Regions from separate parts of the Homo sapiens genome. Here region 1 is linked to region 2. Evidence: chromatin contacts called from ENCODE Hi-C data. All regions are on one chromosome and are shown on one strand. Each heading gives the region's core, a stretch centred on a gene start or an enhancer-like site at or near the end of the contact. The rest is flanking DNA. Distances are from core to core; before and after follow the strand shown.

Evidence for each region. Hi-C counts contacts between places; a loop is a spot of excess contacts on that map. Pooled maps may share reads with other maps.
Region 1: a map of esophagus muscularis mucosa shows a loop between it and region 2 (2.4-fold over the local background). The contact joins two enhancer-like sites. A Hi-C loop is called at or near these places in 1 of 168 maps with a recorded cell type or tissue (esophagus muscularis mucosa) and 1 of 50 pooled maps.

The regions. Positions count from the first base shown.
Region 1 is chr4:185,109,228-185,112,761 of GRCh38, reverse strand. No RefSeq gene overlaps it. Among named protein-coding and RNA genes, the nearest start is that of SLC25A4, 32 kb to the left of the region's middle. RefSeq lists an enhancer at 2,644-3,282. Within about 2 kb of position 2,086, at least 6 of the 41 ENCODE cell types and tissues checked have a DNase peak (open chromatin) inside an H3K27ac peak, as active enhancers do.
Region 2 is chr4:184,667,008-184,670,421 of GRCh38, reverse strand. The region is part of intron 6 of PRIMPOL (primase and DNA directed polymerase); the gene reads right to left. Among named protein-coding and RNA genes, the nearest start is that of PRIMPOL, 19 kb to the right of the region's middle. Within about 2 kb of position 1,706, at least 4 of the 41 ENCODE cell types and tissues checked have a DNase peak (open chromatin) inside an H3K27ac peak, as active enhancers do.

The DNA.
Region 1 (3,534 bases), core at 837-3,336, 440 kb before region 2:
CCTCTAGGAACAAAAGTGCTATAGGAATGAAATTACTCCATGTTGTTACCAAAATTATTGGTATTATTGTTAAAATTCCTTTTTTTAAAAAATTTTGAGACAGTCTGGCTTTGTCACCCAGGCTGCAGTGCAGTGGCAATGTTAGCTCATTGAAACCTCCAATTTCCAGATTCAAGCGATTCTCCTGCCTCAGCCTCCCGAGTAGGTAGGATTACAGATGTGTGCCACCAGACCTGGCTAATTTTTGTATTTTTAGTAGAGATGGGGGTTTTGCCATTCTGGCCAGGCTGGTCTCGAACTCCTGGCCTCAGGTGATCTGCCCACCTTAGCCTCTCAAAGTGCTGGGATTACAGGCATGAGCCACCAGGCCTGACCTGAAATCACTTTCATGTAAGAACCAGTCTGCTTTCCCTAGCTGAGGAGGTTACTGCTGTGTATAGGAGGAGAGGTACTGATTCAGTATGACTCATTTCCCCTGGACAGCTCCTTCATTTTCCCCAGTGCCACACTGTATTTTTAGCTTTGGCCTTCTACAGCGCTTGACCTTTTGCCTGGATAGAACAATGTGCTATGTAGTGCAAACCCACAGCCTTCCCTGCCCCATGCAACATAGGGGATGAATATATTAGATTATGCCTTCTTTGGCAGATCTGCAATTTAGGTAGGACAAAGCAATACTGCTTATACACACACACACACACACACACACACACACACACACTCCTTTGGTAACATTGCCGCCACCTCTTCTGCCATCTGATGCAAGAGATTAGTATAATCTTAATATTTATGAAAATATTTATAAAATGTGGACAAGAATCCTTGTACCAAAATATTAATTCTACTCATTCTAGACTAAGAAACAGAAACAACCTTTAAAAATAGAAGAGTAGTTAAATAAATCATGGATTATCCATACAATGAAATGCCAAGCAGGTATTAAAAATGATTACAATGAATTTTTAATGAAATGGGAAAACCCTAAATATGAAATATTAAGTAAAAAGTCTTAAGCCAAAAACTATAAATACAACATTATTAACAACAGGCTATGCCCGTGCTTGTCTCACCGAGCCCACTGTCACAGCCTCAACCAGCAGTGAGCCCCTTCAATCCATCCTCCACATTGAAGCCAGAGAGGTCTTCTTAAATTGAATCTAACCTTGTCCACTCTACACTCAGGCTCTCTAGTGACTCTCCTACTGATGTTCAGACTCATTGACATGGGTTCCAGGGTAGCAGAGGGCTCTGGAACCCATGTCAAGGAGCCTACCCGCAGGAAGATGTTCAGGCTCACTGACATGGGTTCCAGAGCCCTCTGCTATCCTGGTCCTGGCACCGCCTCAGCATATGTGGGTGTCCTATTCCCCCATCTTAAGCAGCGTGCTTTATATTGCCTAGACTTTTGCACATGTTCCGAACAGAAAGTCCGTGCCTTCTTTTTGTCTTCATATCTTCTTCTCAGGTGGTCCGAGTGCAGTCACAACCAGTTAAGGATTTCTTTGTTCCTTCTCCACTCCCACTGCTTCACTTGACTAGCCGAAAAAAACAAAAAAAAGACATCTTCTTCTCATCCTTCAAATCTCAGATTAGCCCTCATTTCCTCAGGAATGCTTTCCTCATCTCCACCAGGATCTCCTCACCCCTTCTCCATGCTTTTATTCCTCTCTGCGTGTCCCCTTACAGTAGAACCTATTGCCTATTTTTTTTTTTTTTTGGGGGGACAGAGTCTTGTTCTGTCACCCAGGCTGGAGTGCAGTGGCATGATCTCAGCGCACTGCAACCTCCGCCTCCCGGGTTCAAGCAATTCTCCTGTCTCAGCCGCCTGAGTAGCTGGGATTACAGGCACGTGCCACCATGCCTGGCTAATTTTTGTATTTTTAGTAGAGATTGGGTTTCACCATGTTGGTCAGGCTGGTCTCGAACTCCTGACCTTGTGATCCACTCACCTTGGCCTCCCAAAGTGCTGGGAGTACAGGCATGAGCCACTGCGCCCGCCGAACCTATTGCCTTTTAAAGTAACTGCTGATTTCCTTACGAATGAAAGCTGGATCTATGCCTGTCACGTTCATTATTTGCTGCCAGGAAACAGCGCCACAGGGTAGGGCACTCATTAACTGTTGAAAAATCAATAGTGATAAGCTCCCATTGGTTAATAGAGATTTTCTCTCTGAGGTATTCACTTTTGAGTGGTTTAAAATTTCTTCTTTATTCTCATACTACAACAAGTTTTTTTTTTATTGTGGTAAAAAAATTCTGACATTAAATTTTACCACCTTCCTGTGCGCGGTGACTCACCCCTGTAATCCTAGCACTTTGGGACGCCGAGGTGGGCGGATTGCCTGAACTCAGGAGTTCAAGACCATCCTGGCAACATGGCAGAAACCTGTCTCTACTAAAAACACAAAAAATTAGCATGGTGGTGTGTGCCTATAATCCCAGCTACTCGGGAGGCTGAGACACGAGAATTGCTTGAACCTGGGAGGCGGAGGTTGCAGTGAGCCGAGACTGTGCCACTGCACTCCAGCCTGAGACTCCATCTAAAAACAAATAAAAGAATAAATAAATTTTACCACCTTAACCATTTTTTAAGTGTACAGCTCAGCAGTGTTAGGTGCATTCACACTGTTGTGCAACAGATCTGCAGAACTTTTTCATCTGGAAAAACTGAAACTTTTGTAAAACAAAAATAAAATTCTAAGTTTCCCCAAGTGATTGAATGGACCCTCTCTGAGCAAATGGGACTCCAGAAAAACCTGAAAAACTGAATTCCCAGCCATCATGGGAAGGGAGGTAGGACACACCTACACCTTCCCTTTGGAGTTTTGGCACAACTGACCAGCATTAACATTACAATAGACATGTTAAGCCTGACAAAACAGACTCTTTGTGGCAATAAGATACAAAATTCCAACCTGACTCTGGTATAGCATCATATGACAGACAGTAGACCTTGAGGAAAATAAAATTATTTTACCCCAAAATATATTTCTTTGACATATTTTGAAATGGTCCTGCAAAGTCTTCTGTGGGGGAAATTTGCATCTGTAGAGGATTTCTGTCAATGCAGCCAGGCCTTTCCTGGATCTAGGAGAGATTAACTAAGAGTCTGACACCTGTTTTTTTTGTGTGTGGTTTTTTTTTTTTTTTTTTTTTGGAGATAAACTCTTGCCCTGTCACCCAGGTTGGAGTGCAGTGGCATGATCTTGGCTCACTGCAACCTCCACCTCCTGAGTTCAAGCAATTCTCCTGCCTCAGCCTCCCAAGTAGCTGGCACTACAGGCATGTGCCACCACACCCAGCTAATGTGTGCGTTTTTAGTAGGGATGGGGTTTCACCATGTTGGCCAGGCTAGTCTCAAACTCCTGACCTCAGGTGATCTGCCTGCCTCAGCCTCACCAAGTGCTGGGATGACAGGCATGAGCCACGGGGCCTGGCCTTGACACCTTTTACGGTCTGAAAAGACACATTTGCCATCTATTCTCTCTGAAGGCTGCTACCTGGAGGCTTCATCTACGTAATAAGAACCTTGGC
Region 2 (3,414 bases), core at 457-2,956:
GAGAGAAAGTAAACACCAAGTGAAAAGAAATCACAACATATCAAAGGACAACAAAGCCATATAAACCTAAACTGATAAAGCTAATTTTCCTGAAAACTTAACATTGCAGCTACTTGACCCCAGACAATAAGGGAAGAGAATGCATGGTTGCAGAAATGGTGGCAATGGCAGTGCTGGGGAGGCCACAGGTCTTGGAACCCTGGCATGGAGCGACCATGGCCAGGACCATGACTGATGACTGTCACTAGCATCAACGCTAACACACTGGTCCAGCAAACCACACTGCTTTCTACTTCCCTTCCAGGATCTTATTGCCCCCAACCCTCATGAGGACAGGAACTATCTAATTTGCTGGAAATAACTCAAAAGACTAGTCAGTCATAGAAATTTCAGGTATGACAGCAAACTGGCAGAAGAGTATTTTTAGGCAGATCAAGATCTATGATCTCTTACATTTAACTGAATTCTCTTTTCTGAAAGGCTGACAATAGCAACTAGAAATGTCATCAAAAGACACACTAAAGGAAGAAACAAGGAAAAATTCTGAATTACTTCATATTCTCTGCACCTCTGGCTCTGGCAGCTCCTAATTCTAGGGGAAAGGGGCTGAGCTGGCAGCCCAGGAGAAGGCCTGATCGCATCTCTCTAGCCACACTAGACCATTCACTGTCCCCAAATGAGCCACGCACTCTTATCTCTATAGTTTTGCTTATGTTGTTCTGACTGTAAAGGCTTTCTTACCTTTGACTATACAATGAAATCTTACTGAAAGCCCAGATGAATGCCATCTGCTTTCAGAAGATACCTGTAGCAGAAACTGCTGGTACCTCACAAATTTCTATTCTCTCCTTCTTCCTGAGCAAGAGATTCTCAGCTTTCGGCCTGTGGCTAGTAGCCATGGAGCAGACGATGACCAGTACACGGCAAGCAAAGAAACAGCCTGTTTGGCACTCTGCCTCCACACCCTGACGGCAGTCCCTCCTCACTATTCACGCTTCATTTGGAAGGGATTTATTCAGATACCACTGGGCATGAAGGCCACACACTGCAGAAAGGCAGCGAGCACGGGGGCTGGAGTCAGAGACAGCTCAGTGTCTGTTTTGGCTTTGCCATCTGCCAGCTCTGTGACTTTGGTCAAATCTAAACCTTAACATTCCCCAGCTGCTTAACAGGAGTAACAACAGCACCTACCTTTTGGAGTTGCTGTAAGGAGTAAACAAGAAAATGAAACTAAGGACTTAGCACAGTGCCTGGCACATGTAACTGCTTAAAAAGCCTTTGTTGTGCAGCCTTAGGACAAGTCCCTAAAGGTATTTATTAATGCCTTCTGAATGAATGCACGAATGGTAAGGAGGACCAGGTGAACAGACCACATCGTGTCAGACAGCAGCATCAGCAAGTGCAAAGGCCCAAGCGCTACAGAAAATGTGGCCCATGATAGGAGCTGAATGAAAAGGGCAGGGTGGCGGGAGATGAGGCTGCCGACTTGTATTTATAATCGCTTTTAATAATTAATAATATTAGTAATTAATAATATTATTAGTAATATTATTGATAATGATATTTTTATTATGGGCTAAGCTCTGGAAATACCAAAGTAAGAAACAGTCCCTGCCCTAGAGAAACATTAAGTAGAATAGAGGAGATGACAAAGAAAACAGGAAATGACCTCAGGAAGTGGTAAATGCTTTGACACCATAAGCCCTGGACGTTCTCTGCAACCCAGAGGAACACTAATCCAAGTAAGGCTTAGGGTTTGAGATATGACAGAAACAGCTTCTCACATAGCTTGACGTCTACAGAATCCTAACAGGCCAGGTGAATCTGGAGGCACAACGGTTTAGACAGCAGCATCAAAAGGTTCAAAGGCCCATGGACTAGAGGAAATGTGGCCCAGGACAGGAGCTGAATGCAAAGGGCAGGGTGGCAGAAGATGAGGCTGGAGCACAGCGGGCCTCGCTTTGCAAGCTACGGCATCCATGCTTTTGCCTGAAGGCAGCGAATAATCACTGGAGGGTTTGAGGCACACAGGTGGCAGAATCAGCGCACTCTAGCCAGCTGACTGGCTAAGTAGGGCGAGAGGCACAGAGAGGGCAAGGATGATACCAACGTGTCTACTTGGGTAACTGGTGACACCACTCACTGATACACACATCACGGAGAAGATGTGACTCTGGGGAAGGATGAGGAGCTCAGCACAGGACATGCCAAGTTGGAACCATCTGTGTGGGGAGTGTTTAGAGGCAGTTGGCTGGATGGGTCTGACGTCTAGAACAATCTGGGCTGAAGATAAAGATTTCAGAGTCATCAACATAGATGCATATCAAAGCCATGATGGTGGCTGATCATCAAGGGTGAGGATAGAGTGGGAAGAGGGTCAAAGATGGACTCTACCATTACTAATATCTGAAGGATTGTGAGAAAACATTTTAAATGGTTCATTTTCAAGCCATGATAAATCTAAGTACCGGCAGCCAGCCTGCAAATGTAACAAACCACACGGCTCATGCACCTAGAAAGTCTTAATAAGTGAACAGAATGTAGAGGAGGGGTCAGCCCATAAAAAGGAAGAAAGTTTGTTATTGGAAAATCAAAACTCAAGTGGGGAAGGGGATGGGGTATAACCTTATAAGGGGGATAATGAAACTTAGGTGATGTCTGGAAAGATTGTTAACCCCATAGTACTCAGCCAATGAGGAACTGGGGGAGGGACTTGCGTGCTAGGAGATAAATTACCTGCTGTAACTGCCCTGAATGTGCCTGTCTACCAGACACCCAATCTTGTAAGGCCGTTATTAAAAGTCTCACTTTCGGCCAGGCACGGTGGCTCACGCCTGTAATCCCAGCACTTTGGGAGGCCAAGGCGGGCAGATCACAAGGTCAGGGGATCAAGACCATCCTGGCTAACCTGGTGAAACTCCGCCTCTACTAAAAATACAAAAACTTAGCCGGGCATGGTGGCACACGCCTGTAGTCTCAGCTACTCGGGAGGCTGAGGCAGGAGAATCGCTTGAACCCGGGAGGCGGAGGTTGCAGTGAGCCAAGAACGTGCCACTGCACTCCAGCCTGGGCGACAGAGCGAGACTCTGTCTCAAAAAAAAAGTCTCACTTTCACTGTTCTCCATGCCTCTAAGTCCATTCTTTGGGTTTGGATGGGTGACTGTGTTTCTCACAGGATGAGGGAGAGAGACTGAGAAGGAACGTCCAGCTGAGCTACCAGGAAACAGGCAGGTGACGAGAGCCTTGTGAAAACAGCATGCTGGGTCTCTGTGGCCACCTTCCCCTAATCCAGAAATCAGGTTCCTGGCTTTCATGCCAGTGCTTTAGTGACCATGTCCACGCCTTTTACTCTAGGTGGCCGTGAAACTCTAAGACGCTAGCAGCTCTGAACTGAATTACCTGTTACCTGAGCTT